Regions from separate parts of the Mus musculus genome. Here region 2 is linked to region 1. The links are chromatin loops, found by intact Hi-C in ENCODE. Cell type or tissue: left cerebral cortex. All regions are shown on one strand.

Region 1 (8,000 bases):
TGCCTCCCAAGTGCTGGGATTAAAGGTGTGCGCCACCACACCCAGCGGGCATTTTTTAAAAATATTTATTTATTTATTTATTATATGTAAGTACACCGTAGCTGTCTTCAGACATTCCAGAAGAGGGCATCAGATTTCGTTAAGGATGGTTATAAGCCACCCTGTGGTTGCTGGGATCTAAACTCAGAACCTTTGGAAGAGCAGTTGGCGCTCCTAACTGCTGAGCCATCTCACCAGCCCACATACAATCTTTTTTAAAAAATAAAAGGAAATTGTCTTAAATTCTCATGGCCCTTCTAGAGGCAGCCACAGGCAATAGGTTTTGAAGTACTCTTCAGAAAGAAATGATTTCATTATACAAACATTTTACACTCATTTTAATTCTAAACAAAAGCATAAACAGTATATCCTAAATGTACCTTATTTTCCTGGCAACAAATAGAAATTTAGGACAATTCCATGTCAAAATACATAAATTGTTTTTATTTTAAAAAATAGCTTCATAGAAAGTTGTGAGTTTTGTCTTACCTTAATTGTGTGTGATGCTAAGGTTTCATGGATGGTATACAGGTGTCTATCACTGAGCTATGTCCCCAGCCCTAACTTTCATCATTTTCTATCCAGCCTTCCTGTTTATCCCATGTCAGCTGGGTTCTGTACTCTCTCCTTCCATCTAGGTCTTTGTACTTGAGCTTTGACATCTAGGCCAGTTTCCGTTGCTCCATGCACTGCTTCCTGGTAGCTCTCATTTCATCTTCCCTCTATTAATTCACAAGTTATTTTTTAAAAAGCCAGGTTATATTTTTCTCAATTTCAGTGGACTTCTAACATCAGAACCCTTTGGTGGTTGCTCATGTCCATAGTACCAAGTATGAATCCATACCTAAGTGGGCTCTTTCTGGAGACCAGTCTACTGTGGAGCCATATATGTATACAACATCTATTTAGACTTCCGCTCTGCTGCTCTCAACCTTTGTCTCACCCCTTCTCTTGCCTGGGTGTTCTCCTTCCTGTTCAAACTTAATTGTCCTGAGACTACTGGTTCTCTCCCGGCTTGCTCTGGAATGCTCTTCCCATGATGATTAGACATTTGCTCTTAACCTCTCATTTGGCATTCACAAACAATTTTTTTTTTGTCTTCTAAAGCTATATACTTCTTAGGTAAAAGAGTTCTCCTAAAACATTTTTGTATCACACACACACACCACATAGCCCTTCATATTTTGAGTGTCTCAAAAGACATGTAGATTGAAAGAAGACCCAAATATATTTAGGATAGTCTAGAATTTTTTTAAAAATACATTTACTTGTGTGGGGGAGGAGGTGGGTGCATAGAGGTCAACATGAGAAAAGTTCTCTTTTTGCGGGGAACCAGCAGGTCACCAGGCTTGGCAGAAAGCACTGAGCCATTTGATGATCTCCCAAATATATTTACAAGAGGGAAACCTGGGACGGGGAAGGGTAAAAGGGTGGCCAAGAAAGGGCTATGGGAAGATGAATATGAACAAAGGGTTGGCATGCATGTGTGAGATACCATAATCAAATTCATTATTTTGTATAATTTGTATAATTGTAATAAAAGGCTGGAGATGGCTCAGTGGTTAAGGGCACTGGCTGCTCTTCCAGAGGTCCTGAGTTCAATTCCCAGCAACCACATGGTGGCTCACAATCATCTGTAATAGAATCTGATGCCATCTTCTGGTGTGTCTGAAGACAGAGACAGTGTACTCATATATATATAAAATCTTTTTTTTAAATATATGTATTTATTTTATGTACTCATATACATAAATCTTTTTTAAAATATTTATTTTATGTACTCATATACATAAAATAGATCATATGGAAAAAATATGCCCTACAAAACACTAGGGCAAATGAGACCCAGCCTGTTACCCATGAGACTGCCAATAGTTGGTATAAAGCACACACGTATACTGTTTGCTAATCACTAACTGGTTTTTACATTCTTGGCTATATCAAAAGTGTAGGTGATCACTGTGGCCCATGTCTATGCTCCCAGCACTTGTGAGGCTGAGGCAGGAAGACAGCCATGCCAGCCTGGGTTACTGAGTGAGACCCTGGCTGAGAGAACCCAAAATATAGAGACATAAATAAAAGTTAAAGCATTTCTGCCATTTACCTATTTGTCCCCATCGAGCCTGAATCTTTTGCTTACATTCAGTGAAATTTAGCCTGTGTAGTGGGTTAAATTACTACAGACACTCCTTTCAAAAGTTTATTTTAGTATGGAAAGCATCTCTTGAAATGCTTTGAGAGAAGTGAGTTGGTACATATCAGATGCATTATTTCCTGTATTTTATTTTAAAGTGTAACTGTATATTGCTACTCACATGTGTTGTCTTCGATTTTCTTTTTAATTAAATTTCACAGTGCGGCCAAATATCGGTTTAGGAAATGTTTCCTGCATTGATATTTCCTATCTTAAGCATATTTCCTGGCAGCCTGTTCTGTGAAAACATGTTTTTTGTTTGTGGGTGTAGGTGACCAAAGTCAGTCCATGGATCAAATCCCTCAGTTGTGCAACTGTGTACTACTACAAACTCTCGTCCTTTCGAGAAAAAGTAAAAGTTAGAGTCAAAGTAAAAGAACCTGCGTTTTAGTTCTGACTCCACATGAACATGTTGGGGGGGTGAACTTTGGACAAATCATTTCTATTTATGAAAGGACAGATTGCATCAGCACGCTCTCTGTCTGCTAAGAGTCACAAATTCTATTCTACGAAAGAATGTCACCCATTCAACTCTGAAACCGTGAGAATTTAAAGATAGGAAGCAATATTGTCTTCCTCTTGGCAAAAAAAGGTGCAATGAGAAAGATGCATTACGAATTAAGAGCTTTCCCTCACTGGGATTAGAAAGATTGCGAAGAGTAAACCCTTTCACTCTGGAAACTATTGGCTTCTCCTAGCCAAAGTGCCAAAGCCTTGGGAGACCCTCACCAAGGCATTCGTAAAGCGAAGGTGAAGGCTCTACTACAGTTCCCAGCATACCTCTGTCCCACCCTGCTCCGGGCACTCCTGCAGGCGGGTCTTGTAGTCCCAGCCCGCGGCCGGCAGTAGCGCTGAAGCACTTTTGGAATCAGCTTTCCCTCCCCGCCAAACCCGGAGGCCGCAAGCCCCATCTGAAGTTTACTGTCTGACCCACTGGGCTTGGCCGGGCTTCCAGACGTAGGACGTCCACCAGAAGCCAGCCTCACCGCAGCGAGCGGCGAGCGCCCTAGGAGAGGGCCACGCCCCGGAAGCGGCTTCCAGCCACTCAGAGCGGGCGGGGGCGGGCCCGGGCGGGCGTGCGGGGGCGGCTGGGTCTTCGCTCTGGGGCGGGGCCGCCGTACGAGCCCGCGCGTCTGGGTGGCGGCGGGGGCGCGCCCGTGGGGAGAGGCGGCTGCGGCTGCTGGTGGGGGGTGGGGGGGGAGGCAGAACCGGGAAGGGGGCAGGGCGAACTGAGAGCCGTGTTCCTGAGGCGGCGGCGTCTCGGACTGAGGAGGGCGGGGAAGGAGGATGGGGCAGGCTGGGGGTTGGGGCCGGCGCTAGCCCGCGGCTCGCCTCGTAGTAGGGGAAAGCGACGCTGCTCTTTAAGTTGCGCGGGGAGCCCGGCCGGTGCCGCCGCAGCCGCAGCCGCCTGGCGCGGCGGGGAGGGAGGGCGGGCCGGAGCGAGCTGGGGAAGACGGAGCGGGCGCTGCGGCGCGCGGGCGGGCGGCGGGGGGGACGCGGGAGGATGGAGCAAGTGGAGATCCTGAGGAGGTTCATCCAGAGGGTCCAGGCCATGAAGAGTCCGGATCACAATGGGGAGGACAACTTCGCCCGGGACTTCATGGTGAGTGTCCGTTCTCGCCGGCGCCTCGTGTCGCCAGCCGCCGAGCTCCCCTCGCCTCTCCCGGTCGGTCGGGGCTGCCAGCGCTTTGTGTGCGGTGCGAGGACAGGCGCGGGGCGCGCGCCCAGCCGCGAGCGCCGTCGGCGAGCTTGCGGGAGGCGAGGTCACCCCCGCCCCTCAGCCTCTCTTTTCCGCGGCCGCTACCTGCGCTCCCCGGCCCAGCCCGCTCCGGCCCCGCCGCCCGCGACTACCTATTGTCTCCCCGGCCGGGCGGCGGCGGCTGGAGTGCGGGCTCGCCTTCCCACGCCTGCCTTCCCCGCCTGCCCCTCCGGGGAGGGTCGAGGCGAGCTGTCTGGCTGCGGCCAGCGGAGCGGCTCGAGGCTGCCGGAGAGCGAGGGTGTAGAGCATTAACTCGCTGGGTCCCTGTACGGATGCCGGCCTTGGTCCGAGTGGACGGCAGGACGACTCCGTGTCTGGGTTCACAGTTATTAGCTCAGCGCTTGCCAGAGGCTTGACCATAAGGAATCTCATGGTTTACCTGATCTCCATTTATCTGGTCAGGTTTCTTTTCGTCCTGAGACCCAGGTTTGAGGTGGCTGTGAGGCCAGTGTGACTTTAGATCGAAAAGGGAGGGGGATATCAGTGTGGATGGGGGTTATCCTGAAGGAAGCTCACTCCGGACTTGAGGGGATATTGCCGAAGCCGGAGGGGATGTGACTATCACTTCCTATCCGGGGTGGGGGTGGGGAAGCTGGGAACAATAGTCATGGTAGGGTGGAGGCGACTATATGGGCTGAAGCCCTGGGAGATAACCTTCCCGTCCCCCCTTTTCCGCCACCCCCCTTTCCGCCCTCTGCTTGTGTAGGCAGGCTTGAGTGAGTGGAGGTGGGGGTTAAAAGTCTAGTATGTGAAATTTCTCTAGGTGCATAATTGGAGAGAGGGTATCAATTCCGAAGGCGTGGGACCAGAAGCTGACTTCCTACATTACCCCCTCCTCGCTCCTTTTATTTTTCTGTTGGACAATGTTCCCTCTAGGGTTGTTTCCCGGCTTTGGAGGCGGTGGTTGCGGCTGCTGCTCCTACGGATGTTGCGCAAGACTGGGGCGTTGTAAACCCTGGAGGTCTGGGGAATGGAAAAGGAAATGGGACTTTGGGAAGTCCTTCGCTCTTTAGCGGGGGTTGGGAATAGCAAATGAACTAGGGAAAATTTTGCTCTGGACAAGGTGCACTTCTAAGAATAATCAGTTCATCTGAAATTTGGTTATGAAAAGCCATATGCAGTTGAGGTCTATAAAAATGAGTGGCTACGAAACATTTGCTAGTTTTTATTTAAAGTGCAAATGAAGTGATTTTTAGTACTGAAGTGGGTGTTCACATTTTAAAGAGATTTCTGTCTAGTAAAACTTTAGTGTTAAAATTGTTAATGGCTTGAAAAGTAGACTGTTAGCCTTGCACAGTATTAGTAGTATTGTGGGGTTTTGTGACTTCCACCTTGCAGTTTTATAAAAATAGAAAGTAGGAACAAGATACAGTGAGGACTGAAAATGTAGATCAAAGTCCAGTTATTCCTTATTTTAAACATTTTCTGATATTTAGATGATGTTTTGGAAAAAGTACTTTTCTTCTTACCATCGAATTTTGATGGTTAGTATCTGTTGAATGATATCATTTGCAAACATTGGAAAGAGCCCTCCTTTTACTACTCTATAGTAAATGTAGAAGAAAACAGTTCATTGAGGGTGTGTAGAACTAGTGGCTTGTCATAGAAGGGGCCTTGTGGCCCTGGCTGTTGGTCGAATGCTTGCTATCTTGCTGTCCTGGACATACTCTGTCAAGGATCATTGTTAGTGCAGGCCATCCGGACAGGTGCCCAGTCCCTGCACTTTTGGACAGGGGATCTAGTCTTGGGGTTCATGCTTTGGGGATGACTCAGGGATTCCTATTGGAGATGTCATGTCCAAGGACCAAATGTGTTCCCATTCTTCCATAATACCAAAGTATAGCTAGGTAGTTCTACATGAGAGATTTGATGACTAAGGCTATTATTCTTTTATAGGGCTTGCTTTTTTAATTTCCTAACTTGATAAGCAGTAGCTATAATTATGATTGTTGGCAGTTGCCTCTGTTTTTTTCCCTTGACTAGAAGGCTGGAAAGAACTGTCCTCTGTCATGGAAAGAGAATCAAAGATGATCACATAAATTCTAACTTTTGTTATTAAATTCTGAAGTGGATTTTAAAATCCATTTTAAAAAAGAGATGGTGACATTTTTGGAAAGTATGTCGACTGAAATCACTGTTGAAATGGTGTCACATGAAGCTGCCAGTCCACTGATGCCTGAACTATTTCATCATGTAAATAATTTCCATGCCTCCCTTTTATAATAAACGAATGATGCCTAAACTGACAGCCATTGTCTCTGACCTTTAGTTTCACTGAACTGTTACAAATATTTCCAAATAAAATGTTGTAAATGAAAAAAAAGAAAGAAATTAAAATCTTATGAAAATTCAGAATCAATAAAGATGATTAAGTGGATCTCCAAAAAGAAACACAGTCAACATCAAAATAAAATTAAAAGTCAAAAAAAAAAATCCATTTTAAAACCTTAACATTGTAGAACTGAGTCTTAAAAGGTAATATCACTATTATAACTATTTCATTATAAAGTAATAGTTTCAAAATTGCAAATTATAGAATATAATTATTAACAGTAATGATATAATTATAATGGTAATACTTTATATTTGGGTGATTGGATTGGGCATCCATACTGTGGCCCTATTTTAAGGATGGAGCTACTCCCATTCTCCCTATATCTATGTTTATAATAGGTCTATGTCACAATAAGTACATATATTTGCCTTTGTAAGTAGTTAGAAGTTTCTGTTTGTTTTGTTTCTGAGGGGCAGGGAGCTGAACTCACTCAGGACCCAGGCTGTCCTTGAACTGGTGTCAGCCCTGTCTCCGCCTCCCTAGTACTGGCTGGGATGAAAGGTATGAGCTGCCATACCTGTGCTATGTTCTTGTCTTTTGGGTTTTTTTAAGCTTAGATTTTGGTGTCTTTTATTACAGCTACTTTTTAGGAATAACTTAAGCATGTCACAATGTGACTATTATAGTTAAACTATTGGCTTGTATTTCAATATTTGTTCTATTGTACTTTTATATACTTTGATTGACATGAATAAAGCCTCTGCATTGTTTATTCCTAATATATTTTTACAAGAAGTACACAGTCAGAGGATACAAAACATATGCTTGCAACTTTAAAAAGTTACTTTATACAATAGTCAGTAATGTATAGGTGTGTGGGTGTGCGCATATATATGTATATATATAATTATCTTGGTTTTTATTTAGTGGTTTAGAAATTGTATCTTGTTTGCTTTGGATTTTTTTTTTCTAAAAAGACAAAAAAGAGTTTTGTCTTTTCCAGTCTGGATCTAATACAGCCTAGGCCAGCCTTGAACATGCTGTGTATATTAAGCTCACCTAGGACTCTGGATCCTCTTGCCTCTACCACTCAGAGGCTAGAATAATTTGTCACTATTCGTGACACGAATTTCTTGTTTACTATTAATGATAGATGATTGTCTGCCTCCATAGGCATGTGGTAGTCTTTTCATGTAATTCCAGCAGACAGGAGATGAGGCAGGGAGATTGTGAGATTGAGACAAGCCCAGCTTATGTGAGAGCTGTGATCCTGTCCTAAAGATGGACGGAGGAAGTAGGAAAGAAGGAGTTAACTAGAGCTTATTCTTCTTGGCCTTGGCCTGTTGTACCTGTTCTCTCAAAAGGAGAAACCTAGGCACCAAGGTTTTGTGGCCAGGCACATTGTACTTGACATGCTAATTTTGCTAATAAAATGAACTAATTTATGACAGGTCTGGATCTTGATCTTTACTCTCAACTTTCAGACTAAGATCATGGTACACATCAGTATTTCACAATTAGGCTTTGTCTTTTATTTTCATTTATGTGTATGGCTATTTTGCCTACATGTATGTCATTGTACCACATGCATGTCTGATGTCCAGAAGATGGTGTCAGTTCCCTGGAACTGGAGTTATAATTGTGAGTTGTCACTGGGTACTGGGAATGGAACCCCAGATCCTCTAGACTAGCCAATGCCCTTAATAGAGTCTGAAACAACTCTTGAGCCCTCA
Region 2 (8,000 bases), 140 kb after region 1:
GTATTTATATTTAATTGTAGGCTTGCTTATGGTTTTAGAGCGTAGTCTATGATTCATGGTGGGAAATGAAGTGGAAGGGATGCATGGAAGGCAGGCATGTTCCTAGAGCAGTAGCTGAGACTTTACATCAGATCCACAAGCAGGGCACAGAGACTGGGCCTGGCTTGAGCCTTTGAGATCTCTTAGGGACACACCTTCTCCAACAAGATCAGACCCCTTAATCCTTCCAGAAGAGTCCACCAGCTGGGAAACATTGAGATCTGAGCCTGAAGAAGGAGCCATTCTCATTTAAACTGCCACAATACTCTAAGCTCATTTCCATTTCCTAATCTTTTCTACAGAAAATTATTTTAGAAACCAGAGACAAAACTGAGTTTTCACCTTTTAAAAGTTGATGTGGCGCCCACCTAGAGCCAGTGTCTTGTAAGGGGTCAGGTGCCCTGGAACTGAAGATACAGACAGCTGTAAGCTGCCATGTGGGTGCGTGTGGGTGCTGGGGAGTGAATCCAGGGCCTCTGGAAGAGCGGCCGGTGCTCTTAGCCTCCGAGCCATCTCCCTAGTTCGATTAGTTTTTAAAATTTTTTTTCTGGTAGTGACTGATCTAACATTCTAGCTTATGGGGAAGATACAGTAAAATCTCAGATTGTGGTGAACTTTTCTCCTAATGTTTCTCAACTAAGGTGAGATTAGCTAACAGACTAGAGAGAAGTAGTTTATTTTAGGGTTGTCAGCACTGCTAGGAATAGAACTAAATATAATCCTCATTTCTGGCTTTTCTCCTTGCTCTGGTATATTCCTTCAGTTGATGCTCAAGATACACTTTCTACCTGAAAAATACTATATGTTCAAGATATAGTTTCCATCCCTAGTTCCTAGTAGCATGTTTGGTGTGTATTCTGCAGCATACAGTAGCATGGAGAATAACAATATTTAAATTTTAATGTATGTGTATGAAGGTTATTCCCTAATGTAGCATATTTGAGAATTGGAAATGAAATGTTTTTAGAATGATAAGGTAGCAATAGAACATTCATTACTAGCCAACCCATTTATTTTATTTCATTTTCTCTTACTAAGAGTTTAGGAAATTTCAAAACTAAGAAATCAAATCAAATAAAAAGGTGTAGATAACTGAGACTGTTGTCATTTAGAGTGGGAGTAGCTTTGGGCTCATGAAACCCCATGAGTCCAAAAGATAGCACAGTAGAAAGTGAGCATACGTTCTTTTTCTTTCGAGATTTGTTTATTTTATGTATATGAGTACACTGTAGCTGTACAAATGGTTGTGAACCATCTTGTGGTTGCTGGGAATTGAACTCAGGACCTCTGCTCGCTCCGGCCCCTGCTCACTCTGGCCGGTGAGCACACTTTCTTAGATCAGTTCTATTTCTAGTCTCTTGTTCTTCCAATAAGAGCTGTTCTGTTTTTGTTGTTGTTTGTTTATTCTGAAATAGGAACTCATGAAACATGGGGTGGCCTACCTGGTTTCTCATAGCTAGCTAAGGTTGGGATTAAATTCCTGGGTGCCTTGCCCTACCTCCTGATTGCTGGAGTTACACGTGCTTAGCACATCTAGTTTTAAAAGCTGCGTTTCTTAACCTTATTCCTTCTAGGAATTGATTCCTCTTTCCCTAAATCTTTTAGTGAAGGATAGAGTGTACATGGAAAAGTATGCACATTAGAGATGAATATTCAGAAAGTGAGCAGACCCATTCAGTTCAAAACTGAAAGTGACTAGAGGGCTTTCTTGAACTAGTCTTTAGCACTATCTGCTAACCCCAAGTCCTAACACATAAATATGTACAGTTTTATGAAACTATTATCTCATGTGTATGTGTGTGTAGAGTGTGTATGTGTACTGTGTGTGTGTGAAAGAGCCTGTGGAGGTCAGAAGAGGCTGTTGAATCCCCCGAGCTAGTTGGACATGGCTGTGAGCTGCAGTGTGGGTTCTGGGACTTGAACCCTAGTTCTCTGAAAGAGCAGTGAATGCTCTTAACCATCAAGCCATTTCCCAGCCCACACATAAACATCCAGGTAACTAACCATTATACTGAATTAAAACAAACATTTTTACATATTTTGAACTCAGATTTTTGAAGTCATTTAATGATACATATATTGTTACCCTTTTCCTTATAATATTGTTTATGGCATCCGTCTTGTAGATAGCAATGTTTGTTTTCTTACTGTTTGTAATATTCCACTGTAGGAATGTGCCATAATTGTCCTGATTACCTACTATAAGTGGACATTTGAGTTGTTTTTCTTTTGGTGTTATTACAGCAGGGCTCTGTGAATACTTTTGTTCATGTGCTTAATGTGCACATGTATTTTTGTTAAGGTATACCTATCATTTGACTATTAGTAAGAAAAAGTGCACAGATATTTAGTTTTGATAGATTAATGACAGTTTTTAAAAAACTCTTGATATCAGTTTCTCTTACAGTCAGCGTGGACCATACTTTTGGTCCATCTTTTTTCATTTAGCCATTGTGGGGACTCACAGTACTATCTCTCTGTAGTTTAATTTAAATTTTTCTGATGACTGTGTGCCAGGCACCTTTTAAGTATTGTTGTATAGTTATATACTGTCTTTGGTACAGTTTTGTTCTACTCTTTTGCCCATTTTTTTTTTAAACTTGCTTTTTTCCTAACTAGTATCTTAAATAAAAAATAAATTGTAGATCAGTCTTTTTGTTCAGCCAAATAATATTCACTTGGTGTCCTGATTTATCATTAATAATGGCTTTTGATGCCTAAGAGTTAAGTTTAATCTAAAATATAATTTTTCTCAATTATGACTAATGTATTTTGTGTCCTATTTTAAAAATCTTTGCCTACCCCAAAGACAATGAAATATTCTTCTGAATTTTCTTCTGGAAGCTGCTTTTTCTTGCACGTTTAAATCTAAACTTCATCTCAGATTGGTTGCATAGCAGGATATAAAGAACAGGATTTGGGCTGGAGAGATGGCTCAGCAGTTAAGAGCACTGACCTCTTCCAGAGGTCCTGAGTTCAGTTCCCAGCCACCACATGCATGGTGGCTCACAACATCTGTAATGGGATCTGATGCCCTCTTCTGGAGTGTCTGAGGACAGCTACAGTGTACTCTTCGCATATATAAAATAAATAAATAAAATCTTAAGGGCATGCCTGTGATCTGAGTCCTCAGGAGGCTGAGGCAGGAGGATTACCAGTATCAAAATTAGCATGGCTGCATAGTGTAACTCTGTTTTTAAAAATTCAGAGCGTAAGCAAGGTTGATAGTTGTAAACACAGCAGGCATGCAGAAGACTTAGCATGAGCTGAAGAGATGCCCACTCCTTGGCACACTATATTTTCTCCTTGTTGGTGAGCCAGTTGATCATACATGTGGGTCACTTCCTGGGCTTTTATTCTATTGTTCTTTTTATTATTAATCACCAGGGAAACACATTCCAAACCATGGATCCATTTCACTCCATTTAGAATGGAACAGGGCCTGAGAGATGGCTTATTGGGTAAGGACCCTTGCCATGAAGTCTCAAAAACATGAAGCAAAGGAGAGAAGTGTTGGCCCTGGACTGCCACATGCATGCTGTGGGGCATATTCCTCTTCCACCTTCAAGTAAATATGTAAACGTAACTTAAAAGTATGTGTTTTTCTTTTAAACCTTAAAAAGTACAATAATGGCTATTATAAAACAAAAGGCAACAAGTACTATTGAAGACAGAGTAAAGAAAATCCTTATGTACTATTGGGGAAAACGTTATTAGCAGTGCCATTAGTTAAACTGTGGTATGGAATTCCTTAAGTATGTCAAAGTGAAGCCCTTGTTTTCACCTCGTGTGGTCCTGTGGCCCCACAGCTCAGGCGGTATATCTGAAGGAGAGTGTGGTAAGTCTCTGCACTGATCTGTATTCTAGCATTGTTTACGATAGCTGAGAAAGGATAGAGAAATACAGACGTGCTATAAATGAAGTCTGTCATTTACTAAAGCATTACATTCAGTGAAATAAGTCAGGCAGATCGGCCCCACAGGCCTCTTGCCTGGAACCTAAAAAGTTATTCTCAGAAGCTGAGTGTAGAAAGAATGGTGGTGAGCAGTGGTAAGAATACTGGACAAGGAATGTGGTAAGGGTCAGTCAGAGAGAACGTTACAGTTGGCTAGGGTTAAGAAGAACTTGCATGGGGCTGGAGAGATGATGGCTCAGCAGTTAAGACTTCTGGCTGCTTTTCCAGAGGTCCCAAGTTCAATTCCCAGCAATCACATGGTGGCTTCTAATCACCTATAATGTGATCTGATGCTCTCTTCTAGCATGGGGGTGTATATGCAGATAGAGCACTCATATATATAAAATAAAGTGCTTGCACATATCTAATCTATTAGAGGCAGGTATCAGAGGCTGTAATTGGGAAAGTATATTTTTCTGTCATTAATTAAAAAGTGAATTTTATTGAACTTATGGCTATTTTAAAAATATAATGAATAAAGTGGCTGAGGAGCTGTCTTAGGCCTTAAGGCGCTTGCTGTGTAAGCGTGAGGACCTGAGCTCTGTCTCTCGCAACCATGGTGGCAGCACACTCCTGTAATTGTAGTCCTGGGGACGGGCGCGGAGACAGGAGGATCCTGAGCAGTTAGCAAGCCAGTCTGGCCAGATTGAAAAGTCCAGCTTCTGTGACAGGTAAAGAATGATTATGACTGAGGTAGACCCCTCCTCCCTCCGCCACTTTTCTATCATTCGTTACCATTCTTCTGTTTGAAAGTATGTGCTAAATATGGCATGGAATGGCTCCCCCTTGTGGCACTTTCCTTTATGTCCATGGAGGTTAGATTGCATCAGTAAGAATGTGATGACCAGGGAGATAGCAGGTAAAGCGTCTTAGTTAGGGTTCTATTGCTGTAAAGAGACACCGTGAGCAAGGCAACTCTTATAAAGGACAACATTGAATTGAAGCTGGCTACTGGCTCTGAGGTTCAGTCCATTATTTATTATCCTGGAGGAAAGCATGCCAGTGTCCAGGCAGGCATGGTGCTGGAGGAGCTGAGAGTTCTACAAGGCAAACAGAAGACTGTCTTGGGGCAGCTAGTAGGAGGGTCTCAGTGCCCACTCCCACAGTGACAGACTTCCTCCACCAAGGCCATACTTCCCAGTAGTGCCACTCCCTGGGTCAAACATATTCAAACCACCATAGGAAGGCATGCAAAGCTTGATCCCTGGCACCTACCTACATGTTTCAAGGAGAGTCAGCTCCCATGGGTTGTCCTGTGACTCCACGGTGCATGCTTGTATGTACCTTGGCATATTTACATATATTCTAATCCCTGCCCCAAATTCCCCTTCCCTTCCCACAGACATACACACACTAAAGTAATGTGATGAGCAACCCACTTACTGAAAGTAAGGCACTATTCCCTCAACAGAGCATTACTGAGACACAAGGTCCTCTGCCGTACTCTGCTGGCCTGAAGATCCAGCATTTAACCTATACGTCTGTTTACTCTAAATTGAGCTGATAGACAAGTTTAAATGTGTGTGTCTTTATGGATTACTATTCAGAAGAACTTTTAATGTCTTGGGGTGTTGATAGGGGCACCGAAACAACTACAGATAAACAGATTTTGAAATAAAAAATACTTTTTGCATTCCTAGACCAAATACGGTTTATTTGCTATGAGCATACATGGGAACCTCTAATGCAGAAAGGTTTTTCTAAAATTACTTGATTATAGAAATGTAGTTTCAAGGAATATACTTTGGGAAATAACAGGTTGTCTCTTGTAAGCTATTTTTCATGTTCTAAACCCTCATCGTTTTGCCCTCCTGTTGGAGTGATCTTTCTATGCAACACAAACAGCCTTGAGTCTTAGGAGCTCTCTGTTCCTGATCTCCTTTTACAGCAGGTGCAGTTTTGTTATGTGTCGTGCAGGTGTTACAGGGGTTGCTCTTTTACCTAAAGACTGTATGAGCAGAGATTAATAGCTTTGTAGTTCAAGTGTAAGTAATTCCTTTTATTTATCTAATATTTCAGATATTTTGTTAGTCTTTTTTAGAAACAATATAGGAGGGAAGTAAAAGGGCAGCATTGATAATCTTAGCTTTTTAGAGGGAGACTTCAGGGGAGAGTTAGATTGAGCATGGTCGGGTGGGGCCTGAACTGGGAGGTTTGCATATTTGCATGCTAGACACTCTACCAGCTGAGTTTCGTCCTGCATTTCATTTGTATTTTTAAATGAGTTAAGATGCCCAGCATTAGGCTGGAGAGATGGCTCAGCAGATAAGAGCACTGACCACTCTTCTAGAGGTCCTGAGTTCAATTCCCAGCAACCACATGGTGGCTCACAACTATCTGAAATGGAATCTGATGCCGTCTTCTGGTGTGTCTGAAGATAGCAACAGTGTATTCATATAGATTAATAAAAGTAAAAAAGTGCTCATCATTTTTTATCTGTTCATGTTATATGTCTTCGAAATGGCACCGTGTAAATACAGATTTTTGCAAATATGACTATGTGTATCATTCTTGTCTTTATGCTTTTTTTGAGATCTATCTACCCCCTGCCCAAATATAGAGGAACTATAGAGATAGATTTTAGTAAAGATGCAGTCTTCACGGAACATGTACACTATACCTTACCTCTGGTTTCTGTCCCTGTGTGGTCTTAGTGATGTGACACAACTCCCTAGAGCTGCTGCAGCTGTGCCTGCCTGCTACTTGTTACTACTCCTCCCCCATTCCAGATCTGTGCGCCTTATTCTTTTGATGTGATCTGAAAGACTTAGAACTGTGCCTGAAGTAGGAGTACCTATCTACAATGGGGGAGCTACAGTCTTGTGACATTTCTTTTAAAAATATTTAGACTCCTCTGATCCTTACCTTTTCCTTTCTTGGGTCAGTCATAGTAGGGACTATCATGGGTGGTTTTTAGAGAATCGAGGTTTTATTTTCATGTTGTATTATTTAACTTTACTGTAGTGAGTAAATTTTGAATGTCACATTGTTACAATAAAATGGGGGTCACTAAAATCAAGAACCATGTCTATTTTTATGAAAAGCACATGCATTTTGTTGTTTATTTGCTGTTCGTATGTTTTTACTAAGAGGTAAATACTTTTTCACCTTGAATAAATACATCATTGTTAATATTTTATCATGGTCAAAACTTCAAGTGACTTTTTCTACCTAATCCTAATTTCCTATGGATTTGTCTGGTGGGTTAAATGTTGCACTTCTTCATTTTAGGTTGGATTAATAAAGCATTTTAATCAGTGAAGTGATCATTGTCATTGAAGCAGCCAGCTCCAGTCAGATCAGTTGATACAGTAGAATAATGATACCTTTTGCACTGTTAGTCCTAACAAGTTTTACCCATTTTTTTTTGTTAATGATACATTAATTCATTTATAAACACACAGATATTACTTTACAAGGGCTGAGTATTAATGTTTTTAATAATTCTGGTTTTCTGTTATTAGCCATTGTCTTTTAAAACTTACCACTGGTTAGCAACGCTCTCTCCCTTTTTCAGCTGGCCTCAAATTCCTAATGCTCTCTCTGTTCCACCTCCAGGGCTGGGTTATGGATCTGTACCTGGCTCAACCTCTGCCCCCTTTGTTTTTTGAAAGATCTTATTATGTAGCTTTGGCTGCCCTGGAAACTGCTATCTAGACCAGGCTAGACTCAAACGCATAGAGATCTGCCTGCTTCTGTCTCCTAAGTGCTAGGATTAATGGTACGCACCACCACATCCAGCCTTCTTCCTCTTTTCTGTGGAGTGGAAATAGTTACCTGACTATAAAAACATTACATGACAGTGGTGTAGAAGACAACGTTTTACTTTATTAGAAAGAGAAATTATTTCAAATATATTACATTTACATACTAGCTAAATTGACTTTAGACAGTGTTCTTTACTGGTGTCTTTTGAATAAGGCATTTAATTCCTGCATTTAGGACAAAAAGCTCATTTGACTTTGCTATTCAGGTGTATTAATCAAACTCATGTCTTTGGGAAAGC

Evidence for each region. A loop is a pair of places that touch in the nucleus more often than their neighbours do. Peaks named below come from ENCODE experiments on the same cell type or tissue, not always from the same donor. Only the 100,000 strongest peaks of a DNase experiment are listed, where the experiment ranks them.
Region 2: it touches region 1 in a loop (2.3-fold over the local background); 7 of 42 quality-filtered maps call a loop at or near these places.

What each region holds. Positions count from the first base shown.
Region 1 is chr5:21,051,485-21,059,484 of GRCm38, reverse strand. Ptpn12 (protein tyrosine phosphatase, non-receptor type 12) reads left to right here and starts at 3,574. Exons shown (of 18, transcript NM_011203.3): 1 at 3,574-3,836. The coding sequence starts at 3,738. It overlaps Gm42221 (a long non-coding RNA gene), which reads right to left and starts at 3,418. Exons shown (of 4, transcript XR_880864.3): 1 at 3,014-3,418. In left cerebral cortex, a CTCF peak has its summit at 3,071; DNase peaks (open chromatin) are centred at 3,714, 4,196, 4,917, 5,734 and 1 more place; H3K4me3 peaks cover 3,509 bases; H3K27ac peaks cover 2,434 bases.
Region 2 is chr5:20,910,644-20,918,643 of GRCm38, reverse strand. The region is part of intron 3 of Rsbn1l (round spermatid basic protein 1-like); the gene reads left to right. Among named protein-coding and RNA genes, the nearest start is that of Tmem60, 32 kb to the right of the region's middle. In left cerebral cortex, CTCF peaks have their summits at 3,085 (motif pointing left) and 4,771 (motif pointing left); a DNase peak (open chromatin) is centred at 4,777.